5 separate regions of the Homo sapiens genome follow, and regions 2, 3, 4 and 5 are each linked to region 1. A link is a contact called in ENCODE Hi-C data. All regions are on one chromosome and are shown on one strand. The core of a region is the stretch at or near the end of the contact, and the rest is flanking DNA. Distances in the headings are between cores, read along the strand shown. Region 1 holds the start of KBTBD3 (kelch repeat and BTB domain containing 3). Region 2 holds the start of PDGFDDN (PDGFD downstream neighbor). Region 3 holds the start of EXPH5 (exophilin 5). Region 4 holds the start of POGLUT3 (protein O-glucosyltransferase 3). Region 5 holds the start of C11orf65 (chromosome 11 open reading frame 65).

Region 1 (3,251 bases), core at 495-2,994:
TTATGTCTGTACACACACGTCTGGTCCATGCAGTTTTAACTGTAGCATATTTCATAATATTATTTCCCCTTTATTGGACATTTTAGGCTGGCTCTAGACTTGCTGTCAAAAACAACTCTGCAGTGAGCAACCCTACTGTACCTACATCTGTGCATATGTATTTCTAGATCCCATATATTGATCACCCAGCTTCAACAATTAGCAAGGCATGACCTATCTTGTTCTGCTCTCTCCCACCTCCAATTATTATTTTTTAAATAATTACTAAAAACACACACACAAAAAAACAAGAATATAAGATGACAAAGTATATATTTTTAAAAATATCTTTCAGGTTTTTTTCTTCTTCAATTCTAACACTGACTTTTAAAAACTGCAGGCTTTTAAATGTAGCTTATTTTACAATTCCTTACAAATGAGTAAAAAATTTTCACCAATGTGCCTTAAAAATTATCAACTAGTCTACATTTCAAACAGAAAGTGTTTCAATATGGGACATTTTTAAGAAAGGACTGTCTTTTAAATGATGGTAATTCACGGTTGTTTCAAATTGCACCATATTGTACAGATTACTTGTTTTGAAATCCAGTTTTCCATTTGTTGCTTCAAAATACATAGCTAAAATAAATAAATCTACGTAAAATACTGTTTCCCATGGCATCTAGTGAGGAAGGTATCCTCTCTGGCTTCAATTTCATTGGCTTCAATCCCGGGGAGCGCAGGGCTACAAACTAAATCATACTGTCAATAATTTCTAGGGCCTACCACGTGCAGGGAGTCCTTGGAGAATGATGGGATATTTAACAGGCAGAATAAGCATAGGCTATGAACGCACACAAACAAAAAAAAATAACATTTAAAGATAAAGACATAAAAACATTCATTACAGAAAAACCCAATTTTGTCGGCCTTCCCTACACTTATTTCATGGTTTAGGAGGGTCTCCATTTGAAATAACAAGGGGAAAGAGATAATGTTTACAGCCATCGCGGCCTCCAAGGCGGTTACAAAGGCCGTGGAAACCAGGCCGTGCGTCGCCCACAACTCCGCAGCGCCGGCTGCTGTCGCCCGGGCCGGCCACAGGCTCCACAGCGAGAGGGTCGCGGCCAGCGCGGGAGTGTCGGGTCTCCACAGCCCGGCCCGCCTCCCCCAAGATCTGCTTCCTAGGCTCTAAATACCAAAAAAGACCTGTAGTACCATGGCTGCCTTAGCGTCCCGGGCAAAGACGAACTGGCCAATGCGCTCCTTCTCCTCGGGCTGAATCGATCGCACTGCCAGCAGCCATTCGGCTCGGCTCGGCAGCCAAGTGCCGCAGGAAAAGGCCCAGCGCACGCCCTCCATGGATGGCACCAAGCAGAACCGTTTGGCAGGGAAAACCATACACTGAAAGCGGACCTCGCCGCTATCTCGGGCCTGATGGCGCGGACGCAAACGTGGCCCCACCCCCTTCTTCCCGGCGTCCGTGCGCAGGGGACGGGCCGTCGCTACGCAGACTGGCCCACCGACAGCCCTCCCAGCCCGCCCCCGACTCAGCCACCTCCTCTCGGAGAAAGCAGCTGGGGGCGGAGACGGAGATCAGCCCTGCGCTTTGCGGCATTGTATGACGTCAAGTAGGCGAGGCTTCGGAGGCGAGCGAAGGGCGGGACCAAGGCCAAGAGCCCGACAGTTACGCCACTCACACTTGCGGAAGAGTTAACGGGACAGCGGTGCAGGCCAATCGCAACCAGTCCTCTGGAGGCAGGGAGACTGGGGTGGAGACTTCGGAGACTGCAGTTGCAGGTGGGTGAGCTCCGGGGTCTGAGGGAGGAGTGGGATGGTAGCCCTTATTCTCAGGGTCTGAGTTGGCCCCTGTGACCCACAGAGAAGAGAATGTCCTTGGCTTCAGCTGCTTCGTGTACGGGGCACGAGAGGTTTCCATCTCTAGGAGGGGGTCTGCAGTGGTGCCCCCTGCAGTTGTGCAACGCATCAGCCCTGAGTTCCTTCTTTCCCTGCCCCCATCCGCATCAGCCTAAGACCCACCCTCACACAGTACGCTCCCGACCCTTAGCAGCAGCCTACCTGAAACCCTCCCTCCGAAGGCCGAGCAGAGGCACTATCCCCAGTGCGCAACACTGACCCCGCCTGGATCCGAGGCTGCCAGCGAGCAGCTGAGCTAATGCTGGCTGTTTATTTGGGGCGATGAAGCGACCCAGGTGCTGTTTTGCTATTGCCAAGCCTGGGCTAGAGCACTAGCGAGAAAACAGGATTCCATTGTTGAGGTATCAGTGTTTCCATCATGACAGAGGTCCTTGCTCTAACAGCAACAGAAACAAGTAAATAACTTTGCTCAGTTATTTTCTCAGACTTTGCGAAGGGTCATATTGATGTATGTCTGTTTCCTTAGTTGTTCCGTGTAGGCTGTTGTTGACTCTCGTATGAAAGCCCACGCGATCCAAGTGCCCTGCAGGTTTTGGTCCAGGGAAAAGTTGGTCTCTGCAGATGACTGTAAATGACTACCTGGAGGTCGATTAAAGTGCGGTACTGCGGGATTCAGCCGATTTCCTTCTTCCTCTGACTGCCCGGAAATATCAGCCAAAGGCCAGCGGTAGTAATTAACACAATTACCTGCCTATGATTTCTGTCCTATTTAAGATGGGTTCTATTATGTTTTTATCTATACTTGTCTTCATTAACTTTTCGTGATATCATAAGCCCCCCGAATCCCTCGAAAGTAGATGGGATTCTGAGCACACACACACACAAATTCAGATCCCCAAAGGACAGTAAAACGAATTATTGGCTTAATATATCATCTTAGCTAACCAAAAGCCTGTGTCAGCTGCCATGTTGAAAATCTGCTTACCAGCTGCAGGGAGCTTACAATCTGGTAAGGCAAATAAATCATACGCATAAAAAGTACAATAAGAGACAGTGTAAAGATACGTAAGTGATACTAATACCCATATCAGCAATGATCATAACTCACTTCTCCATTTTTAACTAAGAATCATATAACCTTTCCTTCTTGTCGTTTTAAACTGATTTTTATAACTTTGATACATTACGTTTCTGTTTCCAAAACACTTCTGTGTACGTTATTGCACATGTTCTGTGCACTAGTTATTACTGATGGAGACAATGAGCTCAGAAAGAGAATTTGTTTAAATTCAGGAATTCATATCCCATTATTTTACCATCGAGCAAGATCTCTGTGTATTAGATCTATGGAGCCTAATACACAGACAGTAACGTAGGGATTATTTGTACTTGGT
Region 2 (3,259 bases), core at 589-3,088, 2.2 Mb after region 1:
ATCCATATCTAATAATGGATTCGAACTCTCCAAACTACACCAATTAATTTAATGTATCTTGCTTTTGTGTTCCCGTCTTTTTGAAATATAGACATGGATTTATAATGGCATTTTATATTTGGCAGGCCATCATAGATTATTTACAACCTAAAAGCTTTTGTGTATCAAAAAAATCACATTTTATTAATGTAAATTTCTAATCGTATACTTGCTCACTGTTCTGATTTCCTGTTTCTGAACCAAGTAAAATCAGTCCTAGAGGCTATGGTTCTTAATCTATGGAGCTTGCTTTAAGAAGCCAGTTGTCAATTGTGGTAACACAAGTTTGGCCCTGCTGTCCTACTGTTTAATAGAAAACTGTTTTACATTGGTTAATGGTATTTAGAGTAATTTTTTCTCTCTGCCTCCTTTGTGTCTGTTTTAAAGGAGACTAACTCCAGGAGTAGGAAATGATTCATCATCCTCCAAAGCAAGAGGCTTAAGAGAGAAACACCGAAATTCAGATAGCTCAGGGACTGCTAACAGAGAACTACATTTTTCTTATTGCCTTGAAAGTTAAAAGGAAAGCAGATTTCTTCAGTGACTTTGTGGTCCTACTAACTACAACCAGTTTGGGTGACAGGGCTGGTAAAGTCCCAGTGTTAGATGAGTGACCTAAATATACTTAGATTTCTAAGTATGGTGCTCTCAGGTCCAAGTTCAACTATTCTTAAGCAGTGCAATTCTTCCCAGTTATTTGAGATGAAAGATCTCTGCTTATTGAAGATGTACCTTCTAAAACTTTCCTAAAAGTGTCTGATGTTTTTACTCAAGAGGGGAGTGGTAAAATTAAATACTCTATTGTTCAATTCTCTAAAATCCCAGAACACAATCAGAAATAGCTCAGGCAGACACTAATAATTAAGAACGCTCTTCCTCTTCATAACTGCTTTGCAAGTTTCCTGTGAAAACATCAGTTTCCTGTACCAAAGTCAAAATGAACGTTACATCACTCTAACCTGAACAGCTCACAATGTAGCTGTAAATATAAAAAATGAGAGTGTTCTACCCAGTTTTCAATAAACCTTCCAGGCTGCAATAACCAGCAAGGTTTTCAGTTAAAGCCCTATCTGCACTTTTTATTTATTAGCTGAAATGTAAGCAGGCATATTCACTCACTTTTCTTTGCCTTTCCTGAGAGTTTTATTAAAACTTCTCCCTTGGTTACCTGTTATCTTTTGCACTTCTAACATGTAGCCAATAAATCTATTTGATAGCCATCAAAGGAATAAAAAGCTGGCCGTACAAATTACATTTCAAAACAAACCCTAATAAATCCACATTTCCGCATGGCTCATTCACCTGGAATAATGCCTTTTATTGAATATGTTCTTATAGGGCAAAACACTTTCATAAGTAGAGTTTTTTATGTTTTTTGTCATATCGGTAACATGCAGCTTTTTCCTCTCATAGCATTTTCTATAGCGAATGTAATATGCCTCTTATCTTCATGAAAAATAAATATTGCTTTTGAACAAAACTACTCCATTATTTAGTACTCAATTGCAGTTTTAAAAGGTGTACACTGCTAAAAAAGAAAAAAAAAAAGAAAAGAAAACTTCCAGCTGGACGCGGGGGCTCAAGCCTGTAATCCTAGCACTTGGGGAGGCCGAGGGGGTGGATCACACGGAGATCGAGACCATCCTGGTCAACATGGCGAAACCCTGTCTCTACTAAAAATACAAAAATGAGCCAGGTGTGGTGGTGGGCGCCTTTAGTCCCAGCTACTCAGGAGATTGAGGCAGGAGAATCACTTGAACCGGGAGGCAGAGGTTGCAGTAAGCCGAGATCACGCCACTGCACTCCAGCCTGGGCTGCAGAACAAGACTCCTTTCAAAAAAAAAAAAAAGGAAAACTTTTTTTCACAAATGCATCAAACTGTTTGGAATGACAAGATTGAGTGATTTCTGAAGGCTTCATTTTATAATGCCCGAAAGAACAACACTTTGTTCCCCAATTACAGGCTTCTGTTCTGTCTTTGTCCTGCAGCTGCACAGTGGGGCAAGACTTGGGTTTGGTTTTGTTGCTGCTTTGTTGCTTCTTCATTTGACTGTTTCCCCATGAGTCTTATAATGAATTATGTTCTCCTCTGACATTGTTCCTCACCTAAGAAAATCCACAGCTGTCTCTTCCTTGAGGCCTGAAGTCAACAACATTACAACCTCATTTCCCTTTTATCCACCTCCTTTTCCCATCTGGGTGGACACCCCAGCCAACTAGTGATTCAGTGTTATCAGTTCAGACAGACCAGTTTAGGAGCTACACTCCTATATCATTTGCTTTGTAATTTGTGAAGAGGCACATAGCATAAAGAGAGCTCTTCTAGCTGCAATGCACATGCAAGAATTTTTGCTTTTGATTATAGCCTAATCTTTATATCATCCTGCTGGAGACAAAATAGCAGCTGCAGTGTTGAATGAAACTCTGCCATTTTAGTGGTTTTAGGTCATTTGGGGAATGGGAGTAAAGACCTGTATTCTGTGGCAAGAATTAATTTTACCATCAGAAATACTAGCTAGTGTGTGAGCATGGGAGAGGGATGGGGACAGGGTCGAATAATTCTGTGCCTAATAGCTAATTCAAGTAACTGGGGTTTTTAGGTAAAAAGTCATAATAGTAATATATATATGTATATATATGTGAATATATGTGTATATATGTATGTATATATGTTGCATTTTAATACAAAGACATTAAGAATTTTATTTCATTTCCTGAAATGTTCACATGTCCAGTTTTATTCTGAGAATAACTCAACAGATGTCTAAATTGTTGATACTCTCCTAGGTTCCTCATAGAATATTAAATTAAAATTCAATAGATTAGTATTCATGCCTGAAGTCCTAGGAAATATAATTTTGTTTATTGGCAGCCCTAGTCAAACATGCTAGAAGACAGAATATTTATAATTCACTGGTTTTATTGACATTCACTCAAATTCTGTTGTTTTTAAAGATCAAGTTAAAGACTACACAGACCTTCAAAACTTAGCATAGCACAACTGGGATATCTCTCAAATAAAATAGGCATCAACAAGGGATAAGCAACTAACCACTTAATGTAAGACTTTATGCTTGCTTTTCCAGTTATATTTCTGAATTTTGCAAACTAATTTGTGTCCTTTTTTTGAATAAATTTCATTTCTATAGAGATGTCTAAAAATTATTTAGCAGACTACATTAAAAGAGAGTGGAGCTAACTTCTTAACATAGGTTAATAT
Region 3 (3,152 bases), core at 353-2,852, 2.5 Mb before region 1:
CAGCAACCTAAATACCGTATCCTCTCTCCATCCACTCAGTTGGCACTAACTTTTCTGTGTGCTCATGGAATTTTCTTTATTCCTCTATTATGTTCTTTTTTACATAGTCATCTTTCTATTTGTGTATCTCTCCCACTGGATTACAAACTTTCTAAAGACAAGGACTGTGTTGTTCACAGTGTGTGATGCCTTCATGTAATAGGCACCAGGATACGTTGGTTGAAATCAGTTCACTGATATACTGGAAACAGTGTAAAATCCCACCAGTGACCATATTGAAAAGTCCCATGTGTATGCTGAATAAATGAACACACTAGAAAAACTGGACACCATATACAAGACATACTCCCAAAACAGGATCATTAATACAGACACTATTTATAAAGGAGTTCTGTATTGTGTACACCATGGGTGAACAAAATTGGTTCCTGGTTCACACAAATAACAGACACCCACAGAAAGTTATCTGAATGGCTAGCTGCCTAGGCATGTTTTAAATAATGATGATCAAATGGGGTAGCCCAGAGAACAAAACACAAGTGGCAATTTTTGATATCATGTTCTTGTACAGATACAAAATTTTAATTGGGTTTATGTGCCATGAAAAGAAATGATATATGTAGAAGTACATTTTATATGTTAGTAATCATCACCACCATCTTCAAAATGACCAAATTAAGGCTATGGGGCAGGAAAGTCAATCTGACAGAGTTATTTTTGGGTAGGAAGTGAAGCCAAGATAAAAACATGTTTTCTGTAAAAGCCTTGATAATTAAAAAAAAAGTATATATGTGAATATCTTTATAAGTTTCTATTATTCTTCATTGCATTGTGGAACAATTGACTTTCTAGGAAAGCTATTTCTGTGGCTTCATAGGATTACCATTTGCTTTCACCAGAGGATTAGGTATTTTTAAATGGCATGTGTATTACTTCTCTGAGTTTATTAAGATGATAATAAAATCTTACAGAAAACTTCTAACAGGTGTTTTCTACAGTCCTTTGCTTCTGGGCTGTCTTCTCCTAAAATACCATAAACGGTTTTGTTTGTTTGTTTGTTTGTTTCTAAAGTCTAAGAATGACTTTTGTGGGACAGTGGAGGTGGGGGTGTCTGTGGGATGAGAGGCTTGGCAAATAATTCGTTTCCAAGGATACACTAATTTCCGCCCTTCAGCCAGGTTCATCCACAGTCAGTAGTGTAATTGAGTTTAGTTCTTCCTGGTCTTTCAGATAAGTAACCCTTTTGCCAGTTACAAACCCTACTTGCAATTCTATTTTCTATGGGCTCTTAATTATTGAAAGGGAGGATTAGTCATGAATCTCCTTTTTCACTCCTTTACTAATCAAGCTCAAGTTCTGCGAGCAAACAGCAACAGCAAAAGCAAATACTTTGGCGCCAACACTTAGCCTTGCCTCACTTAAGAGGCAGAATTATGTAGGCTTGTTTGCTTAACAACTCAGATAGGGGGCGGGGAGGGTGACCGGAGGGGACGAGGGAGGGGACGAGGGACGGGACGAGACGAGGGAGGGGACGAGGGAGGGGACAAGGGAGGGCCCGCCCCCTTGGAACGGGATTGGTTCCCTCTCTCCCTTTAGCCGTTCACTTTGCATCTCGGTTGGACAGGTTGAGAGAAACATGTCATTAAGGTATTGTCAATATGAGCCCTTCAGGTGTGGGCGTTCCCTAGGTTTGTGGTTTTAGACTTTCAAAGGGGCGGACTTATTATTGGCTGTGGGATCAAGTTCGTGAAACTGGTCTTGTACAGGTTGAAAAATGCCTTCCTAACAGGAGGCGCCAAGGAGCTTAAGTGTAACTCACACACAGTAAAGAAAATGACGAAAGTTCCTCCGGCGTTTGATTTCAGTTTCTTAAATGACGAAGAGGCCAGGAAGATCCTTCAGGTGCTGGAAAGGAATGAGGAGTTACAGAGGGCCGAGAAGGACAGGATCAGGTACAGAGCAAATTCATTTCTTTTGTCCTGGGCCTGGGTCCCGCAGGGGCCGGGGATCCGCGGGGAAGGCGCTGAGCTCGCGCGGGGCACCTGCCCGGGGGTGCTCCGAGCGGCTGCTGCGGAGGCTGCGGGTCGGGAAGAGAAAACTGCGCGGAGTTGCTCCCTGAAGGACTTTGGGATGCTTAGTTGGTACCCTCTCCACCCACCACATACCAGACGGGCTCGGCTGCGGGTCTGGGGTCGGGCAGGGTGGGGGGGTCCGTGCGCTGCGGGGGCCGCGCAGTGACGCTGTGCTGTGCCGGGTGTCTGCTGGGCCATCGCGGGGCGTGGGCCGTTTCAGGCAATGAAATGCGGCGGGGGCGCGATCTGGAGAGGAATCCTGGCTGCTGCTCACTCCGCGGCCCGCGCGCACCCACGTGCTCGCACGGGTCCGACAGAGCTTCCACCCTCGCCTAACGCAGTTTTCCCTCGGCACCAGAGGCGAATCTCCCCACCCAATGCGGGCAGTCAGCGAAGCACGGGAGAGCCGGCACCTCACGGGAGGCGAAAGGTCCCCACCCCAAGGGTAGGAGCTCGAGGAATTTGTCAAATAGAGGCTTATGTGGGCGAATGGGACTTGGACACACGGGGTTGGCTGGAATGGGTGGGTCTTCTTGTGCGTGGTGCTGTGGGGAGCGAGTTTCTGAGAAATTTCATCCTTGACCTTACTATACACTGTTGTAGGTGAGGGATTAGTTACTAAAGAATGAAATCCAGAGACACAGATAATTACCCAGGATGTACATTAACCAGTTTTTCTGCTGGGGAAGTGTGGGATAAGTGCTGGAATGAATTAAAGGGACTCTCTCGCCAATATTGGAATATATCCATCTAAGTCCTTCTCTAGATAACTGTGGAAGGGAATTCAGGACATCACTCTCAGACCACACTGTGTGCCATTGATTGGAATTTAGCAAGTCATTTTGTTTTATGATCAACTGCTTGCTAATGCGAGTTCCAGGTTCCCAATTCTTTCTAGAATTGCCTGTCCCCCACCGCCGACAAAAGAAACCCTCCAGGGACCCTCTTCAAATTGGAAAATCTAGTTGGTCTTTGTAGAAAGAATTAGAATACACTAAGCCCAATGCCCTGACTTCACCCTTCTCCCCTAAACATGACTCTTTGAGGGATGAAGGAATATTTGAGGTTGGGGAATATGGA
Region 4 (3,172 bases), core at 202-2,701, 2.4 Mb before region 1:
GTTCCCCCAAGAGGGTGCAGAAATCCTGTGTCCATTCTGGGGTGTGAGTTCCTTCTGGATCATTCAGCCAGAGGAGAATCTTTATTGGCTTTAAATAAATTCAGATCTATTAACAATCCATTAACAAATTTGTATCCATTAACAAATTGGATAAAATGATCAAAAAAGAGAGGCAGATAGTAACCTTGACAATCTCTTCCTGGATCCAGCGTTCATCTTCTGAGGAGTGGTGGAGGTGGCTGAGACCAACCACGCACCACCACCCCTTCTCCCACTTCGATTACAGAGGCTTTGAGGTAAAGCTCGCACAAGGGCTCAAGGCAAGGCCTGGTCTTCTGCCACCCCAGTGCCCAGCTCCTCACTCTGGGCTTGGCCCAAACTCCGTGGATGTTCTGTAAACACCTGCTGGAAGAAGAGGAGTGCGGGAGGAAGCGGGGAAAGGGATGTGTGGGGTGGGGGGATCACGGTTCTGTGAGGGAGGCTGCTAAGCAGAAAAGCAACAAAACCGGCCACAAGAGAACGGTGCTGCTGTGAACAGAGGGCTGTGAGGGAGGGCGGGGGGCGTGACCTTGGCGCTCATCTTGTAAACTCGGAGACATTCCTTGGGAAAAGATATTTCCCTAAACTACATCGATCTTGGGGCCGGACCCTTTCATCGTCCCACAACAATCACCACCGGGTCTACGTCCTTTAAAAACACCTGAGCGGCGGACCCGGTGGCTCATGCCTGTAATCCCGGCACTTTGGGAAGCCGAGGCGGGCGGATTGCTTGAAACCAGGAGTTCAAGACCACCTTGGGCAACATAGGGAGACCCCGTCTCTACAAATAGTAATAGTAATAATAATAATAATAATAATAATAATAATAATAATAATAAATTAAATTAGCCAGCGTGGTGTCGTGTGCCTACAGTCAGTCCCAGCTACTCGGGAGGCTGAGGCGGGAGGATCTCCTGAGCCCACGAGTTCCAGGCTGCAGTGAGCTGTGGTCGCGCCATTGCACTCCAGCCTAGGCGACAGAGCCAGCCCCCTTGTCTGTATAAAAACAGAGAAAGAAAAGAGAAGAAAGAAGGAAAGGAAGGAAGAAAAAGAAAGGGAAAGACCACTGGAAGTGGAGGCCAGGCGTGCCTGAAGCCTTGGCAATCAACAGCCAGCGCACACTCGCAGCCTCGGTCTCTGGGCGGGCCTCTCCACCCCTTTCCTCCACGGGGCCTATGGGGCTGCGGGGAGGAAGGGGCGCACCCATCGTCGACCCCTACAGGGCGCGCAGTGGGTGATTGCGGCACTGGCTCGCGTTCCCGCCCGAGGGAGACGAGGCGGGACAGCGGGCGGGAAAGGGAGCCTGCGCCGCAATCTTTCCCGCCCGAAAGACCCGCCCCGCGGTGGGCCCCAGTCCCCGCCCGGTCCGCGGCGCTGCCGGCCCCTCCTCGCCGCCGCGGAGCTGGACCGCAGTTGTGCCCCGCCGACCATGCGCCGCCTCCCGCGGGCCCTGCTGCTGCAGCTGCGCCTCGCCCTGCTGGTGGCCGCGGGGGCCCCGGAGGTGCTGGTCAGCGCGCCGCGGAGCCTGGTGTGGGGGCCCGGGCTGCAGGCGGCCGTCGTCCTGCCGGTCCGCTATTTCTACCTGCAGGCGGTCAACTCGGAGGGCCAGAACCTCACTCGCTCTCCCGCAGGTAGTGTCCAGCCGCCGGCCTCCCTCGTCCCGCGGCCGGGTCCCCGCGCGTCCCCGCCGCCCGGGAGTCCGCCCGCGGCCTGCGTGGCGTCCCTCCCCGGCGTGTGTCGCCCCTTTTTGGGTCTGGTCAGCTCCTCTTCCCTCCTCCCGCCCATACTCAAAGCGGGCAAAAATCACCACGAAAGTTTGTGGAATGAATGAATGAATGAACTTGAAGGGCCCTTCCGCATTTAATGTGCAGGGACTGATGTTGCGAATGGACGGCGCCCGGGCGTTACAAGGAGTGTGCCGTGAGTCACACGTTGCCTTCCATCTCGGACTTAGTTGTCTGAACTGTGAGGGATTGCAGGGAGCGCTTTCCAGTGGTGAGTCATCAAGCCGACGGATCGCGTCGGATTACATGGCTTAGGCCTGGTGGGTTTGGAGCAACGAAATCCTACGCAGAGGAAATGTCAGAGCCGTAGGAAGGAGGAGGGGTTTACGTGTTAGTTTTTTGTTTCCTTTTTAGTTCTGAGTTTTTGAAAGCAGATTACAGGAACTAGGGAAACTCAGTAGAAATCATTCGGTTTTCCCTCCACGGAGGGTGAGATGGATCTCGTCCTGAATCCCTTTCTGCCCGGTCCTCCTCCCACGTTGTCCTTCACGTCTTAACCTTTGCAACTTCTTAAAACTTGTCCTGCTGGTTTCACGCTGTTGTCAGTCAGGATTTGCTAATGTATAATTTGGGGCTCTGGCCAACTAGCACCTTGTTGTATCAGCGAAGAGACAATTAGAATAAACCAGTGCCTCTGCCCCTGCTAGTCCAGCTGGGAACATAGCTGCCAGAAGTGTGTCCCAACTTGGGAAAGGGGTAAGGGGGTCTTGACAGCTGGGCAAAGCAGAGAATTTAGGAACCAAACATAATTCACTTTTAGATTTAATGATTTTTAAAATTTCATTCATTCAAGAAATACTTCTTTGATGTCTACTTCTGTGTTTGGTAATTCTGCTGGGAATCTAAGGATGAAAAGACAATGCCTGACCATCAAGGAACTTACAGTCTGTTGGTCAAAGACATGCAAATAACTGATCACTGTACAAGATAATTGAAGGTATGTACAGAGTGCAGTGGCAACATTGAAGCACTGCCAGAGACTGGAGAAATCCAGGAAGATTTCAGGAGCAGAGACTTGAAGGATGAGAAGGTTTGCTGGGCAGGCATATAGAAGGACGCCATGGCATGTGCAGAAGCACAGAGGCGTAGGAGACCGTGGTGTTCGGGAAAATAAGTACTGTAATTTAATGATACTGAGCGGAAAAGCCTGGTTGATTGTAGCCTCTGGTCTTCAAGCGCCTTGAATGCCAAGCAAATGACTTTATAACTAGATAAAAGAGAGCCACTGGAGAAATTTGAGCTGAGGCAAGAATCTGCCTCTCCCTTAACTACCTCAGTGGCTTGTTTTCTACATTTGATTCAGAACACCACTCCTGAAGTTGTCTTTGGGCATTGCTTTGATAACGTGT
Region 5 (3,402 bases), core at 283-2,782, 2.4 Mb before region 1:
CATCCTGGCTAACACAGTAAAACCCCGTCTCTACTAAACATACAAAAAATTAGCCGGGTATCATGGAGGGCGCCTGTAGTCCCAGCTACTTGGGAGGCTGGGCTAATTTTTGTATTTTTAGTAGAGAGGGGGTTTCACCATGTTGTCCAGGCTGGTCTTGAACTCCTGACCTCAAGTGATCCGCCCACCTCAGCCTCCCAAAGTGCTGGGATTACAGGTGTGAGCCACCACACCTGGCCTGAATTTAAATTTTTTAACCCAGTTTCTATTAGATTGAAAATTAAGATATACATAATGTTTCCATGACTATATTTTTACAGTTTATTGTTCATAACTACTGTGTATTAATGCATCAAGGCAACTACATAAAGAGGAACTGAAGCTCACCCCTTGCTTATGATTGTGATGATTTTAAAGAACTCTGGAAGTTCAGTGAGTCACTGAATTAACCTACCAAGAATTTTTTCTGTACAAATGTTTTCATTATACAGGGAAATTTCTCTTCAGGTGTTTCTTTTCCCTCCTTAAAAGTTTATCTTCCTTACAAACAAATTATATTCCATGCATGAACATAGGACGAACATAGCAAAACTGGGCAGTTCTGAACAAGATTTTTTCACATTGCAATAATCTGTGACCAACTAAAGCACTGCCAAAGTGTCAGACTCAGAATTCAAGCAAGTCAGACTTGCTTTAGATAAGCAGTGCTTGCATTATTTAAGGTCATTTGAAAACTCATTCAAGAGGTCGTCTGTTTTCACTTAAAGCAGTTTAGCTTAACCAGCTGAAGAGCTTACATTTAGAAATAACATTGGACTGCAAGTCACGTATTCTTTGACCTTGAGCAAGACCTGTCAAATAGCTAGAAGGATCAGTTGTCTCATTTTCAAATGAATAAATTAAACTAATTAAATAGGCCGGGCGCGGTGGTTCACGCCTGTAATCCTAGCACTTTGGGAGGCCAAGGCGGGAGATGGGGTAGGGGGGGATCGCTGGAGCCCAGGAGTTCAAGACCAGCCTGGACAACATGGAGAAACCCTGTCGCCACTATTAATAAAAATAGAAAAATGAGCCTGGCGTGGTGGTGCACTCCTACGGTCCCAGCTACTCGGGAGGCTGACGTGGGAGAATCACCTGAGCCAGGGGAGTTCCAGGCTGCAGTGAGCCGAGATCGCGCCACTGCACTCCAGCCTCGGCCACAGATTGAGACCCTATCTCAAGAAAAATTTTACAAAAATTAATAGAAAATATTTCATTATATTTCTCAACATCTTTAAGGTTCTTGGTTGAAATGACTGGGCTTTATTATATACTAAGCCCAACTTCGTAGACAATCACTTTGCTTTCCCTTCCAAAATCCTTTGCCTCAAAGCCACTGACAATCGAAAGCGGGCTTCTAACAGAACCAGCAGCCTTCACAAGCGGTTGGTCTATATCCCCTGCACTTTGTCAGAGCGCGAATAGAGGAAAGGCGGGGCCTAGAAGGCGGGGCTAGGAGGGCAATGGGGCGGGACAGAACGGATTGAGTTACGTCATTTCCGCCTGCGACGTTACCTAGGAGTCCAGCGGCGCCCGGGCCAGCAGCGATTGGTAGGTGAAGGGAATAGTGTCCCTTCTCTCAGCGCGTACTACTGTTCCGGTAGCCTTTGTGCCCACTGGTTTGAGCCTTCGTTGTTTCAAGGCCCTAAAGAACCCATACCCTTGATACCATTCCCCATCCGCCCCTCTTAAGGACGTTTCATTCCTCTAAAGCCCTCCCAGCGAGGCCTCCAGCTGGTTTACAGTCCTGCCCGGGAGTAACCCCTTCCTCAGAGCTCCTTTCCTCGCCCTCGGTGAAGTTGCGTCGGGCTGGTTGACAAGTCCTTACTGCTCATACTGCGCCTTCACAGATCCCCACACCCCAATCCTCCGCAAAGATATTACTCCGTCCACCTTCCCGCTGACCGGGAAGTACACATTAATCTTCCTTAGATTTTTCCTCATTTCTTTCCTTTGCCCCCTCCCATTTGTTTTACGTCTTTTCAGTTTTTTTAGAGATGGAAAAGGGAAACGCGTTTTTAAAGAATAGGTTAGTTTTTCTTCTCCTGCCCCTAGCATCAAGGACCACAGGTAAAAAGGAAAAGCGAAATTACGAAACTTATAAAGGCCACGCGAATCATTTGTTTATTCAATAAATTTAGTAGAGGAAACAAAATAGGACGTATACAGGTTCCAATTCAAGCAAAGTAAAGATTGTTTGCTGCTTTAAAAGTGAAACCAAGAATCCAAACACGTCTTGTGGGCTTTTTTCCACGAAGCGTAAAAATAAATAAGTGAAAACATCATCTATTATGATAAAAAATTTTATTGATTAGGGATATAATAAGCTTGGAAAATACTTATCTGTGAATCTACAAGTGGCACATGGGTGTAGTAAAATACTTCATTGCCTGAGCAGTTGTTTGATAGTACATTTTATTTGGTTAGTTTTTTGTTGTTGTTTGTTTTTGAGAAGGCATCTCGCTGTGTTGCCCAGGCTGAGTGCAGTGGCGTGATCTCAGTTCACTGCAACCTCTGCCTCCTGGGTTCAAGTTATTCTCCTGCCTCAGCCTTCCGAGTAGCTGTGACTGCAAGTGTGCGCCACCACACCCAGTTTATTTTTGTATTTTTACTAGAGACAGGGTTTCACCATATTGGCCAGGCTGGTCTCAAACCCCTGACTTAAGGTGATCTGCCCACCTTGGCCTCCCAAAATGTTAGGATTACAGGCCTGAGCCACCAGACCCGGCCTGGTAGTACATTTTAGTATCTTAAAACTTATGAAGGGTTTTCACAATGGTTATTTTATCTGGAGCATCATAATAACCATATAAAGTCGATCTTATTTCTTATCTAAAGCCAGCAACGGTCCCACCCTCCTTTCTGCTCCAGATGGTGTCCTCTTACACCTACTCAAAGGTTTTACCATTTAACTTATCCCTTTTTTTGCCCCTTTAAGTTCTCCGTCACTTTAATTTCTCCCTCACTACTGGATGGTACATTTTAACATGCTTTAGAATCTGTCGTTTTTTGTTGTTGTTGTTGTTTTTTTTTTTTTTTAGACCGAGTTTCACTCTTGTTGCCCAGGCTGGAGTAGTGGCATGATCTCGACTCACCGCAACCTCCGCCTGCCAGGTTCAAGCAATTCTCCTGCCTCAGCCTTCCTGAGTAGCTGGGATTACAGGCATGCGCCACCACACCCAGCTAATTTTGTATTTTTAGTAGAGACGGGATTTCTCCATTTTGGTCAGGCTGGTCTCAAACTCCCAACCTCAGATGATCCGCCCACCTTGGCCTCCCAAAGTGCTGGGATTACAGGCGTGAGCCACCGCGCCCAGCCTTTTTTTTTTAAAAAAAAACCTTTAATCCATTCTCACTCTCTAG

What was found. A loop is a pair of places that touch in the nucleus more often than their neighbours do. Pooled maps may share reads with other maps.
Region 2: a loop to region 1 is called in a pooled map, with 6 times the contacts of the local background. The contact joins the promoter of PDGFDDN here to the promoter of KBTBD3 in region 1. A Hi-C loop is called at or near these places in 2 of 37 single-sample maps with no recorded cell type and 5 of 50 pooled maps.
Region 3: a map of CD4-positive, alpha-beta memory T cell shows a loop between it and region 1 (10-fold over the local background). The contact joins the promoter of EXPH5 here to the promoter of KBTBD3 in region 1. A Hi-C loop is called at or near these places in 2 of 168 maps with a recorded cell type or tissue (CD4-positive, alpha-beta memory T cell and naive thymus-derived CD4-positive, alpha-beta T cell) and 9 of 50 pooled maps.
Region 4: a loop to region 1 is called in a map of gastrocnemius medialis, with 11 times the contacts of the local background. The contact joins the promoter of POGLUT3 here to the promoter of KBTBD3 in region 1. A Hi-C loop is called at or near these places in 2 of 168 maps with a recorded cell type or tissue (gastrocnemius medialis and naive thymus-derived CD4-positive, alpha-beta T cell) and 10 of 50 pooled maps.
Region 5: a map of ascending aorta shows a loop between it and region 1 (9-fold over the local background). The contact joins the promoter of C11orf65 here to the promoter of KBTBD3 in region 1. A Hi-C loop is called at or near these places in 2 of 168 maps with a recorded cell type or tissue (ascending aorta and naive thymus-derived CD4-positive, alpha-beta T cell) and 14 of 50 pooled maps.

Annotation. Positions count from the first base shown.
Region 1 is chr11:106,075,840-106,079,090 of GRCh38, reverse strand. KBTBD3 (kelch repeat and BTB domain containing 3) reads left to right here and starts at 1,744. Exons shown (of 4, transcript NM_198439.3): 1 at 1,744-1,779; 2 at 2,384-2,584. It overlaps AASDHPPT (aminoadipate-semialdehyde dehydrogenase-phosphopantetheinyl transferase), which reads right to left and starts at 1,429. Exons shown (of 6, transcript NM_015423.3): 1 at 1,198-1,429. The coding sequence starts at 1,380. RefSeq lists enhancers at 1,162-1,401, 1,712-1,821, 1,832-1,951.
Region 2 is chr11:103,905,449-103,908,707 of GRCh38, reverse strand. PDGFDDN (PDGFD downstream neighbor) reads left to right here and starts at 1,838. Exons shown (of 4, transcript XR_947960.3): 1 at 1,838-3,259. It overlaps PDGFD (platelet derived growth factor D), which reads left to right. Exons shown (of 7, transcript NM_025208.5): 7 at 1-1,519.
Region 3 is chr11:108,592,218-108,595,369 of GRCh38, reverse strand. EXPH5 (exophilin 5) reads left to right here and starts at 1,602. Exons shown (of 6, transcript NM_015065.3): 1 at 1,602-1,952. The coding sequence starts at 1,834. RefSeq lists silencers at 1,416-1,715, 1,736-1,785, 2,066-2,125.
Region 4 is chr11:108,496,663-108,499,834 of GRCh38, reverse strand. POGLUT3 (protein O-glucosyltransferase 3) reads left to right here and starts at 1,451. Exons shown (of 8, transcript NM_153705.5): 1 at 1,451-1,670. The coding sequence starts at 1,469. LOC112267909 (a long non-coding RNA gene) reads right to left here and starts at 774. Exons shown (of 3, transcript XR_007062880.1): 1 at 185-774. RefSeq lists a silencer at 1,299-1,818.
Region 5 is chr11:108,465,659-108,469,060 of GRCh38, reverse strand. C11orf65 (chromosome 11 open reading frame 65) reads left to right here and starts at 1,532. Exons shown (of 9, transcript NM_152587.5): 1 at 1,532-1,590. RefSeq lists a cis regulatory region at 1,448, enhancers at 1,376-1,520, 1,461-2,313 and a silencer at 3,345-3,402.